Regions from separate parts of the Homo sapiens genome. Here regions 1 and 3 are each linked to region 2. A link is a loop called in an ENCODE intact Hi-C map of the cell type or tissue named here. Cell type or tissue: psoas muscle. All regions are shown on one strand. Region 1 overlaps LOC107985345 (a long non-coding RNA gene). Region 2 has its middle 62 kb from the start of CCNE1. Region 3 has its middle 45 kb from the start of C19orf12.

The links. A loop is a pair of places that touch in the nucleus more often than their neighbours do. Peaks named below come from ENCODE experiments on the same cell type or tissue, not always from the same donor. Only the 100,000 strongest peaks of a DNase experiment are listed, where the experiment ranks them.
Region 1: a loop joins it to region 2, with 11 times the contacts of the local background. A loop is called at or near these places in 82 of 110 quality-filtered maps.
Region 3: a loop joins it to region 2, with 9 times the contacts of the local background. A loop is called at or near these places in 106 of 110 quality-filtered maps.

Annotation. Positions count from the first base shown.
Region 1 is chr19:29,729,405-29,731,904 of GRCh38, forward strand. All of the region lies in intron 2 of LOC107985345 (a long non-coding RNA gene), which reads left to right. Among named protein-coding and RNA genes, the nearest start is that of C19orf12, 15 kb to the left of the region's middle. RefSeq lists enhancers at 1,288-1,337, 1,458-1,507. In psoas muscle, a CTCF peak has its summit at 1,219 (motif pointing right); a DNase peak (open chromatin) is centred at 1,277.
Region 2 is chr19:29,872,751-29,875,250 of GRCh38, forward strand. No RefSeq gene overlaps it. Among named protein-coding and RNA genes, the nearest start is that of CCNE1, 62 kb to the left of the region's middle. RefSeq lists a silencer at 540-999. In psoas muscle, a CTCF peak has its summit at 940 (motif pointing left); DNase peaks (open chromatin) are centred at 931 and 2,267; H3K4me3 peaks cover 2,324 bases; H3K27ac peaks cover 2,224 bases.
Region 3 is chr19:29,758,876-29,761,375 of GRCh38, forward strand. No RefSeq gene overlaps it. Among named protein-coding and RNA genes, the nearest start is that of C19orf12, 45 kb to the left of the region's middle. In psoas muscle, a CTCF peak has its summit at 1,372 (motif pointing right); a DNase peak (open chromatin) is centred at 1,406; H3K4me3 peaks cover 375 bases.

The DNA.
Region 1 (2,500 bases), 140 kb before region 2:
TCTAAGTGGAGGGAAGGTTTAGTCTGCCCCCGTAACGAATTATGCAACACTCTTTCCCCCTTAGAACATACAAGCACTCTGGTCAAAGTTTCTGAGATTTTATTTTAGGAGCATTTTTCATTTTGGCTAAACATAGACATATATACCCACAAGACTGCCGGTTAAAACAAATAAAATATCATCTTGAGGAAACAAGCACATCTTGAGTAAGTTTCTTTCAAGATGTTTTGGTGCATTCTATGCTATCACTTTGCAGAACAATTTGTTGTCCATGCGGTAACTTTAGGGGCTGTCTGAGATGGTCTGTTCCTAAAAGACTGTGGATGGGAGAGGTGACAGTAAATCCTGGAGAGTGGAGTGAATCCCAGCCATTCTGTGGACAGGTGGGCTGAGGGAGAAGTTCAGAGGGCACTCTAGAGTGATTTGCAACGTCTCAAACAGAAATATAACATCTTCTTTCATCCTCTGCAGAGTCTGGAGCTAAATTCACACCTTTTTTTCCCCTTCCCTCACTTAAAATCAAATTCTCGCCCTTAATACTTCCTTTCAGAACTGCACCGAAAATGACGATGTCTTCTCATGCATATGAATTATCCAAAGTGTAGGAAGATGCGCCCCCACTGGAGTACGCTGAAGCCTTTAACCCAAGTACATTTAATGCTGCGAAGCCCCGAGTGAGGCAAAGGTGTCTTTTTATTTTAGAAGACATTTAGGACAGTTCATGTCACTCTGCACAGATGCACTGAAATTGATTGTGGGGCAAACTATAAAGAGAGCTTATGCTCCCCAAATCTGTTTCCGAGCCAGGTAGGATGATGAATTCTGAGGTGGGACTGAGGGGGAACGGTGGCAGCTCTCTCCCCTGCACGCACCGGCCAACTACTTCCCCGTTTGGACATTGGCGTGACACCCTCCTTCCCTGTTCATCTGTGAAAATGTGCAGCGTTTTCATTTAAAACCTCCTGCTCCAACATGGGGCCTTCTGCAGACCGCAGGGACCCCCAACAATTACTTGTTGGAAGAACAAATGAAGCATAAAGCATGATACTTTATTTTAAACATACAGGTGGCACAAATTTATTTCCAAAGATTTAAGCACCTGATGACTTCTCCTTAGAGAAAAAGCAATAAAAGGAGCCTCTTCTGTCACAAATTTCCACTTAGCATGGTTTGTGCAGAGGCAGAATTTCAGGCTTTTACCACTGAGCTCTGGACATGAAGCAAAGCTAACACTAGAGGGTGCTATAGATTAGGAAATCCAGGGACCATGGGCGCCGGAGCGCGTTCAAGACGCTGCCCTCCCGATTGTAACCTAACAAACTGAGCGTGTCACTTTGCCAGAATTTACCCCTTCACCATTTCTGCTATGATGAAATTATCCAGATATGTTTAATTTGAAATTTTAACTTAGTCTGTGATTATGTGGAATTTCAACACTGGCTGTGGCCCAGTGCAGTGGCTCACTCACACCTGTAATCCCAGTGCTTTGGGAGGCCAAGTCTGGTGGATAATTTGTGGTCAGGAGTTCGAAACCAGCCTGGCCAACATGGTGAAACCCTGTCTCTCCTAAAAATACAGAAATTAGCCTGGTGCCTGTAATCCCAGCTACTCGGGAGGCTGAGGCAGGAGAATTGCTTGAACCCTCAGGAGGCAGAGGTTGCAGTGAGCCGAGATCACGCCACTGCACTCCAGTCCTGTCTAAAAAAAAAAAAAAAAAAAAAAAGGACTGAGCCCAGGTCTGTAGGATAGACACTTTGTGTTTGTATCTTAAGTACTTTGCGATCTCACCCTTACAAACCTGATACTAAATTCCACTTACCTACTTCAGTCCTTCTCTGAGGGAAGGTGGAGTTTGGAGGCAATTTTAGGAAGCAGGATGAGGAAACAGGGAAGGTGACACAGTGAAGGACAAGCCAACACAAGGGTGGATTACCAAGGCTGGTCCCCTCTACAGGCACCCAGGGCTCGGTCCCACGCGGACTGCTGAGTAGACAGAAGACCTTTCAGAATCTTCTGCCTCTCCCCCATTTGCTGAGAGTTCCCTGGGAACGGTAACCCCCGTACCTTCGGGCTGAACATATGTTTGCATGCTGAATGGGCTCTTTCTGCCATCCCATGCCACAGCATTCAGGAAGCCCTGGGGCCAAAGCAAACAGCATGCTTGAGGCAAGGTGCTGTGAGGCCCAAATGAGCTGAAGCTTGCACAAAACTGCTCACCACTGCCATAGCTGAATCAGCGGAGGCCAGGAGGATGCGAGGCGGTGCCCGTGATTGTCTGATCATCTCCCTCTTGGACCGCTGAGACTCAGGCATGCCCTGCATCAAATCCAACCTGTCACCAGGTCTTCAAGGGGGAGGCCTGCGGAAATCCTACTGTGAATGAAACTACAGTTGCTATTCATCGTCTCCCTCCTGCACCTACCACTCCAGATGTCCCTCACTCTTGGCCAGCACTTTGGCTTGTTTAAGTTGTGTGCCAGGTGAGGTGACCACACCTTCC
Region 2 (2,500 bases):
CCACTCGAACCTCCATCCTGTTCTGCGCCCGTCCTGAATTGCTCTTTAAAATAGTAATAATAATTTCCACTTTGATTTTGGATTCGTTGGGGGGGGGGGGGTTACACGTGCAGATTTGTTACACGGGTGTACTGTGAGGTTTGGGGTACGAATGATCCCGTTACCTAGATAGTGAGCATGGAACCCAGTAGGTGGTTTTTCAGCCCTTGCTTCGCCCACACCCCGTGGTAGTCCCCAGTGTCCGCTGGTCCATCTTTGTGCCCCCGTGCAATGCGTTGCCCTTGACGGGCCAGGTGATCTCCCCGAGGTGGGAGCCTGGCCACCCTCCCCCATTCTGCAGCCTTCACCTCCAACACCCAGCCAGGGCCAGCTCAGAGGCGCCCTGACTTGCCCACGGGGCCTGCACCCATGCTCGCCCAAACCCCTCGCATCCAGCACTGCAGGCCGGGTTCTGAGCGTCGTCGGGCGTGGTGGAGCTCGGCGGGGCCCAGCGCGGGCCTTGCCGCGGGGACACAGGGCAGGGTCGCGCTCTGCCCTCTGCCGCCACTCCAGGTCAGCATCCTCAGGGCTCGCGTGGGTGACGGCCCGTCTCGTAGCGGGGGTGAGCTGGGCTGGTCCGAGGGGTCTCCGCGGCCTCCCCAGCCACAGTCCCCGCCCGCTCCGCGCCCTCCCCGCGGGGTCGATGGCTGGGGGACCCGGCTCCGGCCCAAGCCAATCAGTCCTTCCTGAGCAGCGTGAGGTGGCTGCCCGAGGGCGGGCGGGGTGCTGCTCTGGCGGGCTCCTGGAGGCCTGGGTGGCGCAGCCCGGGGGAGCGGAGGGAGGAGGCGGCCCTGAGACCGAGCCGCGCGGCGGGTGGGCTCCCCTGACCCCGCTCCGACCCGGCCCCGCGCCCTCCCGGCCGCTCGATCGCAAAGCGTCTGCTGCCATCTGGTGGCGGCGCCCGGGCATCTGCGGAGCGGGGAAGCCTGGCCAGGCTGGTGCTCAGACCCCCACCCAGCGCCCCCGCGCCCCCGCGCCCGCGCCGCTCTCCCGGGAAGTCCCCAACAGCCTCTGGCTTTGCTCGGCTTCTCCCAGCAGAAACCGAGCCCCACGTCTCCTGGGAGCCAGCGCGCGGTGGCCGGTGCCGTGCCCAGGGGGTGACGTGCGTCCCTCTCTAACTCGGTTTTCTCATCTCTAAAATGGGGTTCATGGAAGTGCGTGCCTTGTGGAGGCTTCGCAAGGCTCCCAGGTTCCCTTAGCTCAGAAATCAGGCCTTACCCCTGAGGCGCGAGGCTGCGGGCACGAGGCTGCGATTTGGCGGCAGCCGTATTTGCACACTGTCACAGAATTAACCTCAGAGCTGGCTGGCTGCGGGTCCTGGAGGGGGTGCAGAAAAGGGGAGGGCGGGCCAGGCTCCCACCAGGAGCACCTGCAGATCGCCCTGATCGTCAAGAGCAAGGCATGACCCCTGCAGAACGGGCTGTAGGCTCGGGGCGAGGGGGGAGGGGGAGGGGACTGTCACCGGGGGGGGGGCCAGAATCCTCTGAGCCTGGGGACAGGGGACTGAGCGAGGCAGGTAGAGCCCCAGGCCCAGGCAAGAGCTCGAAGAGTATTAGCTTTTGCTGTTGTAAACCCCATGGGGTGGTCTGCAAACTGCTTCCCATACTCGCTCCGTCATGCCCTGGCTCGGCTCTGACATCACTGGTGTTGGCCATATCGCGGATTTTCTGTTTCCCCCTCTGTAAACTGGGGATGCCAATGCCAGCCCCCACTCCCGGATGAGGTACCTGGTGTACAGATGGCTCGGCCACTCTGCTGACCGTGCCCCCGACATCATTGTTCCCCGGGGTTTTCCCTCTAAGCTCCAAGAGGTTAGTTAATTCTCTGCCAGTGTGCAGAGACTCCCACAGCTGCCCCCAAACCTTGAGGTCTCCCCCCATATCCTCCTGCCTTATAGGCAAGGCCTGTTTCCTGAGCCAAGGGAAGGCGGGTGTCTTTCCTGGGAACCCCCTCCGCACGATCACAGACTAGAGAGTCCAAACCACAGATCATGTTTTCTTTCCAAAAATAGGAGCCCCACTGAGGCAGAAACTTCATTCTTTTAATAAGATGATGGTATGTTTAAGGAAAATAAATATTTCTTTTAAAAAAGAAAAGGCGATTTGGATCCACTCACATGCCAAGCACTGTCCCGGAGACCCAGGCTTGGTGCATGGCTGCGGAGGATTCCAGCAGGCATGCAACTTTAATTACTTCTCAGTGTACCACAGAGGTGGCCTGCAGCACCGGGTGTGACAGCAAGGTATGCCACCAGTAAGGGGGATGTCTCAGCAGCTGCCAGCACTCTGCCTGTGAAAACGCCAGCTCCAATTCAAAGGTATCAAATATTTGCCTAGCTGTTCAACATTTCTTCAAATAATATACTCACGACTAATTCATATCTGGACTCGACGTCTTCATCTCTCCAGGCCTCCCTCCTGGATTAGCGTGTCTTGTCTATTCCGGGAGAAAGTTGTCCTAC
Region 3 (2,500 bases), 110 kb before region 2:
AGGAGAATCGCTTGAACCCAGGAGGCAGAGGTTGCAGTGAGCCGAGATGGCACCACTACACTCCAGCTTGGGCGACAGAGTGAGACTCTTTCAAAAAAAAAAAAAATGTGGCCTCTGCTTATCGCTTTGCCTCAGGTGGGGACCTAGGAAACACTCGTGCACAATCTGTGCTCAGACAGAGACCCAGGAGGGAGGCATGGAGGCTGCAAGGAGCCCATGAGTCCTGCAGGAAGGGGCCTGGCTGGGATGGTTGTTAGATTCCACCCAGGCATTCCCCACTCATGCAGATATCTGCAGAACCCCAGCTGTGTGCAGGCAACTGGCTGAGTGCCGGGGATGCTCACCCTCTAAGACAAGAGGACAAGAAACCACCAATGATGAAAGAGACAGTGGTGTGCTACGAGATCCCCAGGCTGGGGCTCAGGGCTCTGGGGCAAATACTCCATGGAGTTCCCGGCTGCCTTCTTCCTGGGTCCTTACCTTGGGTCATGTGGGTCTTCACACGTCCCCTCCCCCCGACCACCACACTTGTGCCTGCAGTTGAATTCTCCTTTTCAGAGCATCTGGGCACTGCCAGGACCACCCTAGGGAGGGGTGTCCACTGGAATCTGAGTCCAGAGCCACCATGCAGGGACCTCTGAGATCACCAATGCACCCATTTCACAGATTAGAAAACTGAGACATCTCAACTTGTACAAGGCCATGCAGGGAGGGATGGTAGGGTCTGGCTAGTGGGTTAACCAGCTCCCATGGCACTCTGCCACCTGCCAGATGCCCTTCCCACCGGGCTGCTCCCGGGACTTCGGTGGGGAGGGCTTTCACACATGTCAGCATTCTTGAATCCCAGAGGTCTCCTCCTGGTTCTGATGTACTGGACTAAAGAAGAGGCCAGGTGCAGCAGCTCACACTGTAATCTCAGCACTTTGGGAGGTCAAGGTAGGAGGATGGCTTGAGCCCAGGAGTTTGAGACCAGCTTGGTCAACATAGTGAAACCTCACCTCTCCAAAAAATAAAAAAAAAATTAGCCAGGTGTGGTGGTGCGTGCCTGCAGTTCCATCTACTCGGGAGGCTGAGCTTGAGCCCAGGAGGTCAAGGCTGCAGCGAGCTGAGATCAGGCCACTGCACCCACCCCAGCCTGGGCAACAGAGCGTGACCCTGTCTTAAAAAAACAAAAAAAGTTGCCATTGTGGTCCCCCTTTCTCCAGCCTGGCCTGTGCTGTGTGAGGGATGGCCCTAACCCTCAGAGGGAATGGAAACTTCGTTCCTCGGTGGGCAGCGCTGGTAACCATGAGTAAGAGGAGGAAGTGTCCGGGCCTGACAGGGTCCAGGGCCCAGCTCTCCTGCCCAAGGGCAAGACTGGCTGCGTGGCCGCCACTGGCCAGCAGAGGGCGCGGCCTGAGGCGCCCAAGGAGGGCAGCAGGAGGCAGGCGGCGGGGCTGTCCCGCTCCGAGAGCGGCGGGAAGCGCCAGCCAGGCCGGCCCTCCCTTCCCTCCGGACAGCCCGGAACCCCGCCACACACCTATGGCTGATGGGTGCTGTCACTTCTGTTTGCTATGCTTTCTGCCATCACTATTGTTATGTTAAACTCCCCTGACTAGGTCTCCACTTTCTGTCCCATTTTGCACATTTTGCATTTTGTTTTGTTTTGTTTTGTTTATTTGAGACGGAGTCTCGCTCTGTCGCCCAGGCTGGAGTGCAGTGGCGCGATCTGGGCTCCCTGCAACCTCCACCTGCCGGATTCAAGTGATCCTCCTGCCTCAGCCTCCCTAGTAGCTGGGATTACAGGTTACCCCTGCCCAGCTAATTTTTGTATTTTTGGTAGAGACGGGGTTTCCCTATGTTGGCCAAGCTGGTCTCGAACTCCTGGGTCCTTACCTTGGGTCACCTGGGTCTTCACACGCCCCCACCCCCCGACCACCACACTTGTGCCTGCAGTTGAATTCTCCTTTTCAGAGCACCTGGGCACTGCCAGGACCATCCTAGGAAGGGGTGTCCACTGGAATCTGAGTCCAGAGCCACCATGCAGGGACCTCTGAAATCACCAATGCACCCATTTCACAGATTAGGAAACTGAGACATCTTAACTTGTACAGCTAATTTTTGTATTTTTGGTAGAGACGGGGTTTCGCTATGTTGGCCAAGCTGGTCTCGAACTCCTGGCCTCACTTGATCTGGGCCCCGCCCCCCCTCCTCGGCCTCCCAAAGTGCTGGGATTACAGGTGTAAGCCACTTTGTAAAAATAAAAATTAGATCCCTCACACAGAGTCCAGGGAGGGAGAGTTCCGTGGGCTGGGAGCTGAGAGGTGGGGAGATGGGCTCTCTGCACCCACACTTCCCTGCTGTGTGGCCCCAGGCAGGTTACTTCATCTCTCTGTGCCTTGGTTTCACCTCCTCCTGTAAGATGCGGCACTGGGACTGCCTCTCAGGAGAGTCCCGCAGAGCAGTCTGGGGAGGTGCTTGGCATGGCTGCCGGCACCTGCTCACCGTCATCACACGGGGA